Linked DNA regions of Homo sapiens: region 2 is linked to region 1. Evidence: read pairs that join two places in POLR2A ChIA-PET (ENCODE). Cell type or tissue: OCI-LY7. All regions are shown on one strand.

What was found. ChIA-PET counts read pairs that join two places held together with the same protein. Peaks named below come from ENCODE experiments on the same cell type or tissue, not always from the same donor. Only the 100,000 strongest peaks of a DNase experiment are listed, where the experiment ranks them.
Region 2: POLR2A ChIA-PET joins it to region 1 with 14 read pairs; 2 of 35 experiments call an interaction of 5 or more read pairs at or near these places.

The regions. Positions count from the first base shown.
Region 1 is chr16:58,162,306-58,170,305 of GRCh38, forward strand. CSNK2A2 (casein kinase 2 alpha 2) reads right to left here. Exons shown (of 12, transcript NM_001896.4): 6 at 6,305-6,388; 7 at 5,380-5,490; 8 at 4,902-5,003; 9 at 4,279-4,379; 10 at 3,255-3,403; 11 at 1,749-1,842. The coding sequence ends at 1,766. Among named protein-coding and RNA genes, the nearest start is that of CSNK2A2, 32 kb to the right of the region's middle. In OCI-LY7, no CTCF peak of the experiment used is centred here; no DNase peak of the experiment used is centred here.
Region 2 is chr16:57,357,916-57,365,915 of GRCh38, forward strand. CCL22 (C-C motif chemokine ligand 22) reads left to right here and starts at 868. Exons shown (of 3, transcript NM_002990.5): 1 at 868-974; 2 at 2,522-2,645; 3 at 5,589-8,000. The coding sequence starts at 902. The coding sequence ends at 5,673. RefSeq lists a silencer at 4,830-5,011. In OCI-LY7, no CTCF peak of the experiment used is centred here; no DNase peak of the experiment used is centred here.

The sequences.
Region 1 (8,000 bases):
AGGTAGAACAAATGTTTACATTAGTATACAGAATGTGCAATGCAAGCAGGCAGCATTGGTATGAGAACCTTAACTGAATGCATTCCTTGGCTTTGGGATCTTATTTATTTTTTACTCTATAAACTCAACTCTATAATAAGAGAAGAGTTTCATTTGTATTTTAAGTTCCCACAGACCAAACGACAAAAATAGAATCTACATTTAGAGTAGGATCTGCTACCAATACCAATAAGATTTTATTGGAATATGGAATGTAAACAAATGTTTCAAACAAACATCTAACCTTATAAAAATGTATGGCATTATTAAATAGTTAATAAAGAAATCTTAAAGGGTGATGTGGTAGACACCTCTAGTTCTAGCCTAGGTGTGTGAAGTCCCCACAGCTGTGGCATGGCCCTGCAGCTGGGGTGAGGGGACTGCCTACAAACCATGTTGCTCCTGAGTCCCCAAAATGAAATCAGCCCTATTTTTGTTTAAACAAACTCTAGCTTTCTCTGCTAACATGAAGGTTTGCAAAATGGATCCAACACTTGCTCCGGGAGCACCATTTTCTTCCCCAAGCCCCTTGTATATTCCTCTGAGTTGCTTGAGTTTCAGATGACCCTGCCCACACAACTCTAGTACCTGCATGCAAGACAGACTTATCTTTGCCATCACATAAATGTATCACATATCAGAACTTACAAATGCATATTACCCTGATTACAGTGGGAAACTGTGTCTCATGGGGATAAAAGGAGGTGGGAGAGAGATATTTTTTTCCATAAGTCTTTCCTGAAAAAATTCTAATGGGATGTTTTCCTCCCTCGCCTTGCCTGAAGACTGACTTTCCAGCTTTAGTTATGGTTGTGAACAAAAAGGTCTCTGTTTCAGAGAGGTGCATTAAAATAGGCGCACACATAGGGATGTGCTGGGAAATGGTGAAGTTCTCCTTACAAGGCTGCCAAAAAAAAAAAAAAAAAAAAAAAAGAAAAAGCAACAAAAAAATAGCAACAAGATTTTATGGTTAGGGAAATCAACAAAGGTTATAGTGAGCTCCAAGTTATGCACTTAGCATGGAACTTTTGATGATAACCATGGACCAGTTCATGGCATTGCAAGGTTTCGTGATCCCTCCTGACATCAAAGAGGACTCTTGTGAAAGTGACTGCAGTTTGCTCCCAAATGAATCCACTTGGAGGAAAACTGCGGGGATGAGGTACATTTCCTGGAGAGCTCATGTCATTAAAAAATACATAAAACGTGGATTTGTAAAGAGCTTAAAAAAAAAATACTGTCACTGTTTTAATATCTCCTTTTTGTAAATGAGGCTGGTGTGTCAGTATAGACTGCTGACATTTCGCTAAGACTTGAGCCTGAATTTCACCAAAGGAAACCCAGACCACAATGGAATAGATAGGAAGTCAGACATTCAGAGCTTGTTGACTGAATGGGTTAATTCAACAGTGGTGCCCTGTTAAACAAAGGTAAATGTACAACAACTCCGAGTCTCTATCTCCCATGCATTCCAAAGGCAGAGCTCCTTCAGATCCTGAACTAGGTGCATCCCCATGCTGCCACAGTGACAGCTCCCTGGAGACTAGCACTGGGGAGTTTCTTTCTTGCTTTTTGACAGACTTTTAGGTCTTTACTCTTCTGTGCATTTAGAAGGAATGATAAGAATTTCTTTTTATCACACTGTAGTTTTCCTTCAAGGTTTGTGTTTGGTTGGTTGGTTTTATTGGCAAGCATCAATGCCGCATTACCCGTCGCTTTCCAGTCTTCATCGTGCTGCCGTGAGACCACTGGAAAGCACAGCATTGTCTGCACAAGGCTGGGACTGCTCCTTCACCACAGGGTCTGCAAGAAAGCAGGAGGAAAGTCAGGCAATCAGGGTGGTGAGTGCTGAGAGAAGCCCATGGCAAACCCACCCTTTCAACGGAAAGAGAGACAGACTGATGGGCAAGCCAGGGTCAGGGGGGCAACAGGAGAGACGGAAATCACGGAATTCCAGCCATATAAAAACCAAACACTGAAAAATGATCAGGGAAATTGTTATTGCAGTCAACTCTTACCCTTCCTCGGAGTACAGACTCAATGCTAAGAGGCATAGAAACTCTAATTTCCCACTGTTCAAATTTCTACATTTATTTTCTTTCAATATTAATATCATCTCTAACCCCTAATTTCTTCAAAGCATGTAGAATAACAAGCACTTCAAAGGAAAGGTGAGTAAAAAGAGCCATCAGAAGACCTATCCATTTTAAGCAACCGTAGTTTGAAATTTTTTAAATTGAAGTATGACATATATTCAGAAAAGCAGAAAGATCATTAATGACATGTCATAAACATCAGTATTCCTAATTTGATCTAACTCGGGTAAAAACAGCTTTCTGTGCCAGACACTGGGGCGGGGACATCTGAGTTTCCTGGGGCTGAGGTCTAGAAGGCTGAAGGCTTTTCCATTTGCGGTCTCCCTTATGCATATGGGCCACAGGCTCAAGACTACAGCGACACATTCTTCAGGCAAGAATTTAGTTCATCTCCAGAGGAAATCAAAGGAGAGGGAAAGACAGCATGTTTGTTAAGCCAGAGACAACGACTTTAAGGGGTGAACGTTTCCCTCTTGATTCAGAAAGCGACTGAGGTAAGTCTCTCAACCTCCCTGCTCCCCAGGAAGGAGACTGATAATAGGAGGAAGTTTATTTGAAACACACGTTATCAGAGGAAAGAACCATACACATGCAGAAGAATAAGCAAACACGCAAAGTGAATCCACACACACTTCTAAGTGAGCAGTTCAGTCAAGATTTCAGTGAGGCCTCTCCACACTTACTTCCCTTTCCTCAAATTCCTTTCGTCCATCCATCTGTTCATCTCCTTCTTTCAAAACATACAATAGTTATCTTACTACTTTTAACTAATTACTAGTTTTCTGAGGGGAGAAATAATCTTCAATTAGGTTTCCACACAAATATATGTATGTTTAAAAAGAAATTTTAGAAACTTGCGATCTATTAACTCAGGGTAACAGGGAGTAGTCAAACAGCTTGAACTCCGGGGAGATACATTCAGTGAATAAGCAAACACCTTTGGTGATCAAGAAACGGATCTGCAAAGTTGTCTCAATCATCTACGATAAATGAGGCCAAATTCTAGGAATAATCCAATCCAAATACCCTAGAATTCTCCTGACTGGTCTCAAAGACAAAGAGTGGAAGATTTGTTCTCTTGACTGAATTACTCCCTGAACACAGTCCCTGGAGACTCACAGAAGTATGGGTGCTCCATGGCCTCTTTGGCAGTCAGTCTCTGTTGATGGTCGTATCGCAGAAGTTTGTCCAGAAGATCTAGGGCCTCAGGGCTGACAAGGTGTCTGTTCTCACTATGGATAAAGTTTTCCCAGCGTTTCCGTGAATGTCTGAGAAGAAAAATGAAGCATTAGTAACCAGAGACTAAATTCAACAAGAATCCTTATCTACTAGGGCTAAAGCCAACAAAATCTCAGAATAATGTACTGATTACAAGCTTGTTAAATCTCTAACTGGTGCCTGCCCTACGGCCCCATAGTTACAGCATAGCATCCTGAAACACAATGGTGCTCTGTGATTAGAAAAATACAACTAGGTAAAACTTCTATATCTCATTTAGAATATGTGGAACCTTTCTAGATTATTTTTTATGCTGTAGACTTTTAGTCAATTCTGGGTGGCATGCAGAAGAGTGGGCAATTTTTATTGGTCAGCAGATATATTTCCCAGGGCTAGCCTCAGAAACAGGGAGGTTCCATAAAATACTGTTTGAAAACTGTTAACAAAATGTTTACTTCTCAACATTATTGCAATGTACCTGAAAACTCAATGTGCTTTAAAATTTGCTATTGTATAGAAAATCCATTACAGAGAACAAGAAGAAATTGTAAGTCCACCTTGAAGAGATATGAAGTAAATAAAATAAAATATAATAAAAAACAAACTAAGTCTCTTATTCAAAGAATCATTGCTCTCCAAGTTTGGCCATTAAAAATAAGCTTTTGCTGTACCAGAAAACTTTTTTCTATAACATTATGATTTTTGTTTTACCTTTTCTATTAATAGGTTATCTCTCAGAGAAGTAAAATGATTAAAAGACATAAAGTCCAAATATCTCAATAAGTTAAAAGAAAATATGCATAGGAAAAAAGAGGGCTACTTCCATTTTACTATAATCAGAATGGGAAAAGAAAGTGATTTTGGCTAACCTTTCCACTTCTGAAACGGGGTAAGGTAAAGCACTCTCTCTCTCTCTCTTACTTACTGTCCCAGGATATCGTTGAAGTGTGGATCTAGGTCTATGTGATACTTCTTCAGATACCCATACAGTTCTTCTGTACCCAGAACCTTGGCAATGCGAACAAGCTGAAACACAAAACAAACTGACCAAATCACTGAGCACAGAACACACCATGAGCCCGTGAGGACACTGCACCAAGGAATCAGAAGACTTCCACACCACTAAACCTCTAGGAACGAGATACAAACCCAGGTCCAGGGCAGGCAGACAGACCCAAGGACAAGAAGTTCACATGAATGCAAATTTCCAAACGGCCTTTAAAATAATACAACTTACGATAATAATCTTCTAGAGGTGGACCAGTACAGGGCATCACAATCTAATGACTAAAATCTAGTTTTATTAGACAAGGAGGTGCCTGACTTCTTCACAGATTCACTTTGGAAGTTTGGCATAGATGGCATTATCTGCCTCTACTTCTGCGGACCTGGTAAACACAAAATTCTGTGCGATCTTTATCTTGAAGAAAAGCTCATATGCAGACACTGAGTGATACTTAGTGGCTCAAGGATAGTATTCTTATCTAAGGATGCTATTTTTTTGGCATTCACCCCCAAATAAATAAGAACCAGAAAGCATTTGCTCACCTGGTCATAGTTGTCCTGTCCATGGAAGAATGGTTCCCTTCGAAAGATCATGCTTGCTAACATACAGCCCAAACTCCACATGTCCAAGCTATAATCATACATCTGAGGCAATAAGGACAACGCATTAGCCAAGGGTATTAGAAATCCATTTTTCTGATATAAATTTCTTTTTTAGACGAGATTGGGCGTGTTCAGGGTGGTATGGCCATAGATAATTTATTTAAAAAAAATTTTTTTTAACTTCCTGGCTCCTAGAAATGATCTGAATTTCTAGTCTTCATTTAACCTTTGCAGATATTTTAGATTTAAAAACTTCTCTGTCCCCCCAAAAAACTAGCTGAGAAAAAACTAAAATCAGCATTTTAGGGTGAAATAATGGCTGGGTTTTGAGTGTATTCAAACTGACTAGATCAACAGCAAACCAGAAAAGCCCTAAGCAAGTATAAATAACCCAGAATAGCTCTGCTAACAAGTTTACCTGATAGTCCACGAGGAGCTCTGGTCCCTTGAAGTACCTTGAGGCTACACGAACATTGTACTCCTGAGCAGGATGATAGAATTCTGCCAGACCCCAATCTATCAGTCGCAGCTACAAATAGGACAGAAAAAAACATGTGAAAGGAGTGTTTCTAGACGCCTATGCCTTAGAACAAGGCCACATCACATTAGGTAACAATCATTTGGCCACACAAAAAATGTGAGCAGGTGCACTGGCTTAAAAATTACATTTTCAGCAATCGTGCAAGAGGTCATTTTTAGAGCAGAACACTTGAAATGCTTTTTGAAAAAATTTTAAATTATCCTGGTTCATCCCTCTCTCTAGATCAACAGAGCTCAACCTTTTTTTCTGCCCACATTCAGAAACTGTAGGCAGTTACACTTGGTAACACATTCTCCCATCATTCATAGCTTTTCGTTATAAGCTCCAGGCGTCAGTGAAAGGGCTGGGGACACACATCCCACTCCAGGACTGAAGCATTGCTCTAATGATTTATTCGTCTAATACTAGATGATCCATTTACTCACTGATTAGGGCCAACAGAGTTGGATATCAAAAATAGGAGGGACCCAAGTGTTCTTTTAAGGCCAGGCAGATTGGTCTGCGGGTCATCAAGAAATGAAGCAGAAACCACCAGCTGTAATTTCTTTCTGAGGCCCTCCAGAAAACTATGACCAAAATAAACAAGTGACTATAGTTAGTTACTATAGTTAAACCGTCTACTTTCCTTGTGTACTACACTATACAAAGTAGAAATCAACAATGGAGATGGGAGAAATCACAGTAACGAAAGTTTGCCAAAAAACCCACCACGGGTCTACAGAAACCATCATGGCACTGGACAGCTTTTTGGTCTGCTCTAAGCCTTTTAATCAAGCTTGTTGCTGCCTGGCTGTAATGGTACCTTTTTCTGTTGGTGATCTATCATGACATTGTGAGGTTTCACATCCCTGTGCATGATTCCCTTGCTGTGGCAGTAATCCAGAGCCTATTAGGTAAGAAAGCACAGATAATAGTAAGCAACCCCTCTACCATCCCCCAACGCAAGCATAGTCTTATTGTTTGTGACACCTTGACTTGAATACAGTCCCCCAACGGGCAGCTTGCTGCCTGTAATGAAAGAGAAAAAAAGCGTGCTTCAGAAGGCACCCCTTGCTCTCTCTGCACACTACAGCTGGTAGAAAGGGGGTATGAAGGGAATGGCAAGGGCTATGAGGAAGATTTCTTTTTTTTTTTTTTGAGATGGAGTCTTGCTCTGTCGCCCAGGCTGGAGTGCAGTGGTGCAATCTCGGCTCACTGCAAGCTCTGCCTCCCGGGTTCACGCCCTTCTCCTGCCTCAGCCTCCCGAGTAGCTAGGACTACAAGTGCCTGCCACTACGCCCAGCTAATTTTCTGTATTTTTAGTAGAGACAGGGTTTCACCGTGTTAGCCAGGATGGTTTCAATCTCCTGACCTCGTGATCCGCCAGCCTCGGCCTCCCAAGGTACTGGGATTACAGGTGTGAGCCACTGTGCCCAGCCGAGGAAGATTTCTTTAAAAGAGGGGGTGATGAGGCCAGGCACAGTGACTCATGCCTGTAATCCTAGCACTTTGGGAGGCCGAGGCAGGTGGATCACTTGAGGTCAGGAGTTCGAGACTAGCCTGGGCAACACGGCTATACTAAAAATACAAAAGTTAGCTGGGCGTGGTGGTGCGTGCCTGTAATCCCAGCCACTCGACTGGGCTGAGGCTGGAGAACTGCTTGAACCTGGGAGGTGGAGGCTGCAGTGAGCTGAGATGGTGCCACTGCACTCCAGCCTGGGCAAGAAAGGCGGGCAGTGGGGAGGGGGGTGTGTGTGTGGGATGATAAACCAGACTTTGGAACCTCACTGGAGTCACCTCTCATAATGGTTCAAAGGACAGACCAGCATCTATGTGGACATGAAGAATGACATTCAAATACATCTTTCAGTATGGCTTATTTTGTACATAAGGGTCCCACGTGGGTTTTCTAGATGACCAAGTATTAGTATTTTCCTTAATATAATCCCTGAGCCAGCTAGCCTTTAAGACTTATCATTATAAGGCCAGGCATGGTGCTCATGCCTGTAATCCCAGAACTTTCGGAGGCAGGCAGATCACTTCAGGTCAGGAGTTCAAGACCAGCCTGGCCAACATGGCGAAACTCCACCTCTACTAAAAATACAAAAAATTAGCCAGGCAAGGTGGTGGGCACCTCTAGTCCCAGCTACTTGTGGGGCTAAGGCACGAGAATTGCCTGAACCTGAGAGGCGGAGGTTGCAGTGAGCCGAGATGGCACCATTGCACTTCAGCCTGGGCAACAAAGCGGGTCTCAAAAAAAAAACAATTATCATTACATATTATTCCAAGGGAGAAAATTGCTTTGTTTAAGATGATTGATATGCAGATAAGATTTTATGTATATAATGGTTTTTCACAAATTTAAAAAGCTGTGCAACCATTACCACAATCCAGTTTTAGAACATCTCCATCACTCCTAAAATTTTTCTTGAGCTTGTCTGTAGTCAATCCCCTTTCCTAACTTCTCCCAACCCCTCCGTGCCCTGCCCACAACCACTGACCTGCTATTTGCTGGTATA
Region 2 (8,000 bases), 800 kb before region 1:
CCGGGACCTGCCTTTAGGTGAATGGGGAGCCACGGCAGGGTTCTGAAGCAGGAGAGAGAGTGTGTAGCTCTGGACCACTCACGCTGGCTGCTGCAGGGTGGGGATGGCATTGAGGAGGCCAGCATCCCAGCCTGAGGTGGAGGTGGCCTGGACTGGGCAGGAACAGTGGGGTTGGAGAGAAGGAGCAGATCTGAGAGAGATTTAGGAAGCAGAATCAACGGGACATGGACATGGTGAGGGACTGAGACAGGAGTGGGGGAGGGAGAGCCCGGCAGCCACTGGGAAGGAAGATCAGGCAGGACAGAAGTGTGGGTAGATGCTTTCCATAAACCGTTGAGAAATCCACGACCTGGCCCAAATGTGGACTTCACGAGAAGCCCCAGATGGGTCAATGGGTCCATAGGCCTCTCCCATTGAAGAGAGACCAGTAATGCCGTCATTAAGGGTACAAGACAGGCCTCAATTCTAGGTGAGGGTTGGTCCACGTTCTCACTTGATTTACAACCAGTGAAGTCAACAGAGCTGTGAAACCATCTCCCCCATTTCCAGATGGGGAAACCAAGTCCCAGAGACACCCAGACATGGCCAAGGCCACACAGTGCAGAGACCCTGGGGAGCACAAGCCTCTAAGAGGGGGATTTTACAAGTCTGTCTGAAACCAGAGGCGAGGACAGAGTTGAGGGGGGGTCCCCTCTGAGTGGTTCCCCGCCAAAGAGAATTTCTCCACTTTGGAGGAAGTGGGAGGTAGTTCTTCTTTTGAGATGTGAATGTCAAGTGACTCTGGGCACCCCGGTGACTAAGAGGTAAGTAAGTGAGGCTTGTGGGTGGAGCCAGCACCTTAAATAGCAGGTCTTCCTATGTCCCTTTGCAGACACCTGGGCTGAGACATACAGGACAGAGCATGGATCGCCTACAGACTGCACTCCTGGTTGTCCTCGTCCTCCTTGCTGTGGCGCTTCAAGCAACTGAGGCAGGTGAGGCTGGGGAGCAGGAAGACCCCCTACAGAGGCCAGGGCAGACGGTGGGGTGTCTTCCTCATGTCTTGGACAAGCACTGGACCAAGAGCAGAAGACCTCAGTCTGCTGTTGGCTCTTGCGGCCTTCGGCTAGTTGCAGTGCTTCTCTGGGCCTCAGTTTACAAGTCTGTTGAATGGGCAGTCTTGAAGACTTGGAGTCTAGGATCTGTCTCACCTGGGTTGGGGGTTGTGGTGGGCATAGCCTCGGGATCTCCTGCCCCAGAAAACTCAAGCATAGGGCCCTAGGGGTGTGGGTGAGGAGCTTCTAAGGGTCAGGTCTGAGTGGGGGAAGGCAGGGCTGGGGCAAGGGGTTCTCCCTTGGAAAGCTGGTGCTGCCCTCCCACCATCCATTTTTTAAAATGTTATTATTATTATTTTTTATTTTATTTTATTTTATTTTTTGAGACACAGTTTCACTCTTGTTGCCCAGGATGGAGTGCAGTGGGGCAATCTTGGCCCACTGCAACCTCTACCTCCCAGGTTCAAGCGATTCTCCTGCCTCAGCCTCCTGAGTAGCTGGGATTACAGGCATGCACCACCACACCTGGCTAATTTTTGTATTTTTAGTGGAGACAGGGTTTCACCATGTTGGCCAGGCTGGTCTCAAACTCCTGACCTCAGATGATCCTCCCACCTCAGCCTCCCAAAGTGCTGGGATTACAGGCATGAGCCACTGCGTCTAGCCTAAATTTATTTTTTATTTCATTTTATTTATTTATTTTTTGAGATGGAGTCTCTGTTGCCCAGGCTGGAGTGCAGTGGCGCAATCTCAGCTCACTGCAACCTCCACCTCTGGAGTTAAAGTGATTCTCCTGCCTCAGCCTCCTGAGTAGCTGGGATTACAGGCACCTGCCACCATGCCCGGCTAATTTTTGTATTTTTAGTAAAGATGGGGTTTCACCATGCTGACCGGTCTTGTCTCGAACTCCTGACCTCAAGTGAAACTCCCATCTTGGCCTCCCTAAGTGTTAGGATTACAGGCGTGAGCCACTGCTCTGGGCTCACTATCCATTTTTGTCCAGAACCTGTCCTCAGCATGGATTCCTGACTCCTCTTCTCCACCCCACTCTATACTTTTGCTGTGTTGGGTGGAGGAGTGAGCACTGGAGTGGGGTCAGGCAGCTATAAACAAGAATTGCTCCCAGCTGCTGGGCTTTCTGAGTGCTTTTCATGCATTAAAGACCCTCTGAAGCTGGTACTGTTATTACCCCTTTGGTCAGAGGAGGAAATTGGGCCTCAGGCTACAGCTGATGCTTAGTTGTTCTGAATCCCCGCTCCTAGAGCTGACTGTCCCAGAGTGTAGACATTGGACCCTAAGTGGCTTCTCAGAAGCTCCAAGGGTAGGGTCTTGGAGGGCTCAGAATCCTCTGGTCACCATCCTTCCACATGAGAACAGAAAAACTGCATCTCTTTCCTGGAGCCTGGAGAGGCCGAGATCAGGGGCTGGGGCCGAGGGTGACCTCTCTGGGCTCCAGCTTGTGAATTCACTGGGGACCCCTCCCCTAGGCCCCTACGGCGCCAACATGGAAGACAGCGTCTGCTGCCGTGATTACGTCCGTTACCGTCTGCCCCTGCGCGTGGTGAAACACTTCTACTGGACCTCAGACTCCTGCCCGAGGCCTGGCGTGGTGTGAGTAGGGAGCTGGGGCCACAGGGCCTTGGTGGGCCTGACGGGTACAGCCTGGGATGGCCCAGGTGCTGGTGGGTGGGACACACCCAGGGATGAGAGGAATGTGGCAGGGCTACCAGATGCCTGCCAGGATGGCTTGGCTGGAAGAGATGGCTCAGTTCAGGCTTGGGTGGACTACAAACAAAAATAATGTGATCGTTTAGCCAATATCCTCAGGCGCTTACTAGGTGCCAGGCAACATGTCAGGTTCTGAGGATGCAGAGCTGAGTGAACAGGGTGCCACCACAGTGTGGGTATGGCAGTAGGTAGTCAGTAGCTGTGGCATCTAGGGTATTTGGGTATAGCAGGTATAGGAGTATACCTAGTGCCACTGAGTCAGCAAAGATGCTCCCAGGTTCTGGGCAAAAATGGATGGTGAACCAGGCGTGGTGGCTCATGCCTGTAATCCCAGCACTTTGGGAGGCCGAGGCAGGCAGATCACTTGAGGTCAGGAGTTCAAGATCAGCCTGGTCAACATGGTGAAACCCCATCTCTACTAAAAATACAAAATTAGCTGAGTGTGATGGTGCGTGCCTGTGGTCCCAGCTACTTGGGAGGCTGAGGCAGGAGAATCATTTGAACCTGGAAGGTGGAGGTTGCAGTGAGCCGAGATCGCTCCACCTCACTCCAGCCTGGGCAACAGAGGGAGACTCTGTCTCAAAAAAAAAAAAAAAAAAAAAATGCTCACACCAGAAGTGTCTTGGATCCTCTCCAGGCTCCCAGAAGTCCAAGGCAGCCCATTTTGACCAGAAGAATAACATTAAGAGCTAAAATTTCCAAGGTGCCTCCCGAGTGCCAGGCACTGTTCTGATCATTACCTGTGTTAACTGGTTTAATTCTCACAACAATCCTACGAGGAAGTTCAACGATTCCCATGGTAGAGATGGAGAAACAGGCTTAGCAAGGGACAGTGACCTGCTCAAGGCTGCCCAGGTTGGAGCCAGAACTCACTCCTGGTTCCTCGTTCAGGGCTTTCTCCTGAGTTTCTTGTTCTCCTTTGCTTCTTTCTCTGGCTTCTTTGCCTCCTTTTCCCTGGCCTGGGGCCTGCACCTGCACCTGGCTGGGTGACAAGTCCTGCCCTCTCTGCGGTAGCCTCTCTGGCTGCTTCTCCAACTGCTCAGAGCCTGCTGCCTACCAAATCTCACACCTGGGGAGGCTGGGTTTGGGGACTCATGACCCACTTTGGGCCTCTATTATCTTCTCATCTTCCTCCTCCTTATTGCTGACACCATCTCTTAGAGGGATCTGCAGGTGAATAATAAAAAAGGCTGAAGCAGGAAGCCCTCCCAGAGTTCTTGTCTCTTTAACTCTGAGCCTCAGTTTCCCCAACAGTATAATGAAGTAATAACCTAAACTTATTTGACTTATTTGTATTTATCAAACACATAGAGAGTGCTTGCTAAGTGCTAGGCTCTGCCGTAAGCACTTTATAAATATGAACTCATTTAATCCTTGAAACAATCCTATGCAGTAGGTGCCATCGTGACCCCCTTTTCACAGGTGAGGAAATGAGCACAAAAAGGTTAGGGGGCCTCTTGAGCATTACAGGGCACAGTAATAGTAAGAGGAAGGTGAAGAGCTCAATGTCTGGCACATAATAGATGCTCAATTGCTGGGCATGTAGTGCTTCTCAGTTACTTGGGAGGCTGAGGCAGGAGGATTTCCTGAGCCCTGGATTTTGAGGCCAGCCTGGAAACTTACTGAGACTCTGTCTTTATTTCATTTTTTTAAATAAAAAAGGCTGAGTGCAGTGGCTTACACCTGTAATCTCAGGACTTTGGGAGGCTGAGTTGGGAGGATCACTTGAGGCCAGGAGTTCAAGACAAGCCTCAATAGAGTGAGACCCTGTCTCTAAAATCAATCAATCAATCAATCAAATCATATGTGATCACTGGATTTTGAGCCAGAAGGGACCCTAGAAAGAATGTGTCTGGAGGCTCAGAGTAGTTAAGTGATATTATAAGACTCTTGGGGATTCTGGCTTGGCGCAGTGGCTCACTCCTATAATCCTAGCCTTTGGGAGGCCGAGACAGGCAGGATCACTTGAGGTCAGAAGTTCAAGAGCAGCCTGGCCAACATGGTGAAAACCTATCTCTACTAAAAATACAAAAATTAGCTGGGTGTTGTGGCGGGCACCTGTAATCCCGGCTACTCGGGAGCCTGAGGCAGGAGGATCGCCTGAACCCAGGAGTTGGAGGTTGCAGTGAGCCAAGATCGTACCACTACACTCCAGCCTGGGTGACAGAGACTCCATCTCAAAAAATAAAAACAAAACAAAACAAAACAAAAACAAAAACAAAACCCAACTCTTGGGGATTCTATTTCATGGCCTGATCTGGAACTCAAGGCTGGGATTCAAGAGCTGAGGGTCCTGGAAGTCCTTGCTGCCTCTTCCTCTTTTTTTTTTTCTTGACACGGGGTCTCATTCTGTTGCCTAGGCTGGAGTACAGTGGAGCAGAGATCTGGGCTCACTGCAGCCTTGACCTCCTGAGTCCAAGCAATCCTCCCACCTCAGCCTCCCAAGTAGCTGAGATCACAGGCAGATGTCACCATGCCTGGCTGACTTGTACGTTTTTGTAGAGACAGGGTTTTGCCATGTTGCCCAGGATGGCCTTAAACCCCTAGGCTCAAACAATCCTCCTGCCTCGGCCTCCCAAAGTGCTGGGATTACAGGCGTGAACTCCTGGCCTCCTCTTCCTCCTGAGAAATATTCTTTTCACACCACAGGTGGCTTGTAAATTTTGAACCACTCTATTTAGCAGATAATGTCATATGTAGTAGGTGACTCATAAATGCTGAGCCCTGCATAAAGTAGGTGGCTCATAAATGCTAAGCTCCCGAGGGTGTGGCATCCTTGCTGCGTGCTAATGTTGCTGCATTGTCTCTGGGGTCTCCTTCTTCCAGGTTGCTAACCTTCAGGGATAAGGAGATCTGTGCCGATCCCAGAGTGCCCTGGGTGAAGATGATTCTCAATAAGCTGAGCCAATGAAGAGCCTACTCTGATGACCGTGGCCTTGGCTCCTCCAGGAAGGCTCAGGAGCCCTACCTCCCTGCCATTATAGCTGCTCCCCGCCAGAAGCCTGTGCCAACTCTCTGCATTCCCTGATCTCCATCCCTGTGGCTGTCACCCTTGGTCACCTCCGTGCTGTCACTGCCATCTCCCCCCTGACCCCTCTAACCCATCCTCTGCCTCCCTCCCTGCAGTCAGAGGGTCCTGTTCCCATCAGCGATTCCCCTGCTTAAACCCTTCCATGACTCCCCACTGCCCTAAGCTGAGGTCAGTCTCCCAAGCCTGGCATGTGGCCCTCTGGATCTGGGTTCCATCTCTGTCTCCAGCCTGCCCACTTCCCTTCATGAATGTTGGGTTCTAGCTCCCTGTTCTCCAAACCCATACTACACATCCCACTTCTGGGTCTTTGCCTGGGATGTTGCTGACACCCAGAAAGTCCCACCACCTGCACATGTGTAGCCCCACCAGCCCTCCAAGGCATTGCTCGCCCAAGCAGCTGGTAATTCCATTTCATGTATTAGATGTCCCCTGGCCCTCTGTCCCCTCTTAATAACCCTAGTCACAGTCTCCGCAGATTCTTGGGATTTGGGGGTTTTCTCCCCCACCTCTCCACTAGTTGGACCAAGGTTTCTAGCTAAGTTACTCTAGTCTCCAAGCCTCTAGCATAGAGCACTGCAGACAGGCCCTGGCTCAGAATCAGAGCCCAGAAAGTGGCTGCAGACAAAATCAATAAAACTAATGTCCCTCCCCTCTCCCTGCCAAAAGGCAGTTACATATCAATACAGAGACTCAAGGTCACTAGAAATGGGCCAGCTGGGTCAATGTGAAGCCCCAAATTTGCCCAGATTCACCTTTCTTCCCCCACTCCCTTTTTTTTTTTTTTTTTGAGATGGAGTTTCGCTCTTGTCACCCACGCTGGAGTGCAATGGTGTGGTCTTGGCTTATTGAAGCCTCTGCCTCCTGGGTTCAAGTGATTCTCTTGCCTCAGCCTCCTGAGTAGCTGGGATTACAGGTTCCTGCTACCACGCCCAGCTAATTTTTGTATTTTTAGTAGAGACGAGGCTTCACCATGTTGGCCAGGCTGGTCTCGAACTCCTGTCCTCAGGTAATCCGCCCACCTCAGCCTCCCAAAGTGCTGGGATTACAGGCGTGAGCCACAGTGCCTGGCCTCTTCCCTCTCCCCACCCCCCCCCCAACTTTTTTTTTTTTTTATGGCAGGGTCTCACTCTGTCGCCCAGGCTGGAGTGCAGTGGCGTGATCTCGGCTCACTACAACCTCGACCTCCTGGGTTCAAGCGATTCTCCCACCCCAGCCTCCCAAGTAGCTGGGATTACAGGTGTGTGCCACTACGGCTGGCTAATTTTTGTATTTTTAGTAGAGACAGGTTTCACCATATTGGCCAGGCTGGTCTTGAACTCCTGACCTCAAGTGATCCACCTTCCTTGTGCTCCCAAAGTGCTGAGATTACAGGCGTGAGCTATCACACCCAGCCTCCCCCTTTTTTTCCTAATAGGAGACTCCTGTACCTTTCTTCGTTTTACCTATGTGTCGTGTCTGCTTACATTTCCTTCTCCCCTCAGGCTTTTTTTGGGTGGTCCTCCAACCTCCAATACCCAGGCCTGGCCTCTTCAGAGTACCCCCCATTCCACTTTCCCTGCCTCCTTCCTTAAATAGCTGACAATCAAATTCATGCTATGGTGTGAAAGACTACCTTTGACTTGGTATTATAAGCTGGAGTTATATATGTATTTGAAAACAGAGTAAATACTTAAGAGGCCAAATAGATGAATGGAAGAATTTTAGGAACTGTGAGAGGGGGACAAGGTGGAGCTTTCCTGGCCCTGGGAGGAAGCTGGCTGTGGTAGCGTAGCGCTCTCTCTCTCTGTCTGTGGCAGGAGGCAAAGAGTAGGGTGTAATTGAGTGAAGGAATCCTGGGTAGAGACCATTCTCAGGTGGTTGGGCCAGGCTAAAGACTGGGATTTGGGTCTATCTATGCCTTTCTGGCTGATTTTTGTAGAGACGGGGTTTTGCCATGTTACCCAGGCTGGTCTCAAACTCCTGGGCTCAAGCGATCCTCCTGGCTCAGCCTCCCAAAGTGCTGGGATTACAGGCGTGAGTCACTGCGCCTGGCTTCCTCTTCCTCTTGAGAAATATTCTTTTCATACAGCAAGTATGGGACAGCAGTGTCCCAGGTAAAGGACATAAATGTTACAAGTGTCTGGTCCTTTCTGAGGGAGGCTGGTGCCGCTCTGCAGGGTATTTGAACCTGTGGAATTGGAGGAGGCCATTTCACTCCCTGAACCCAG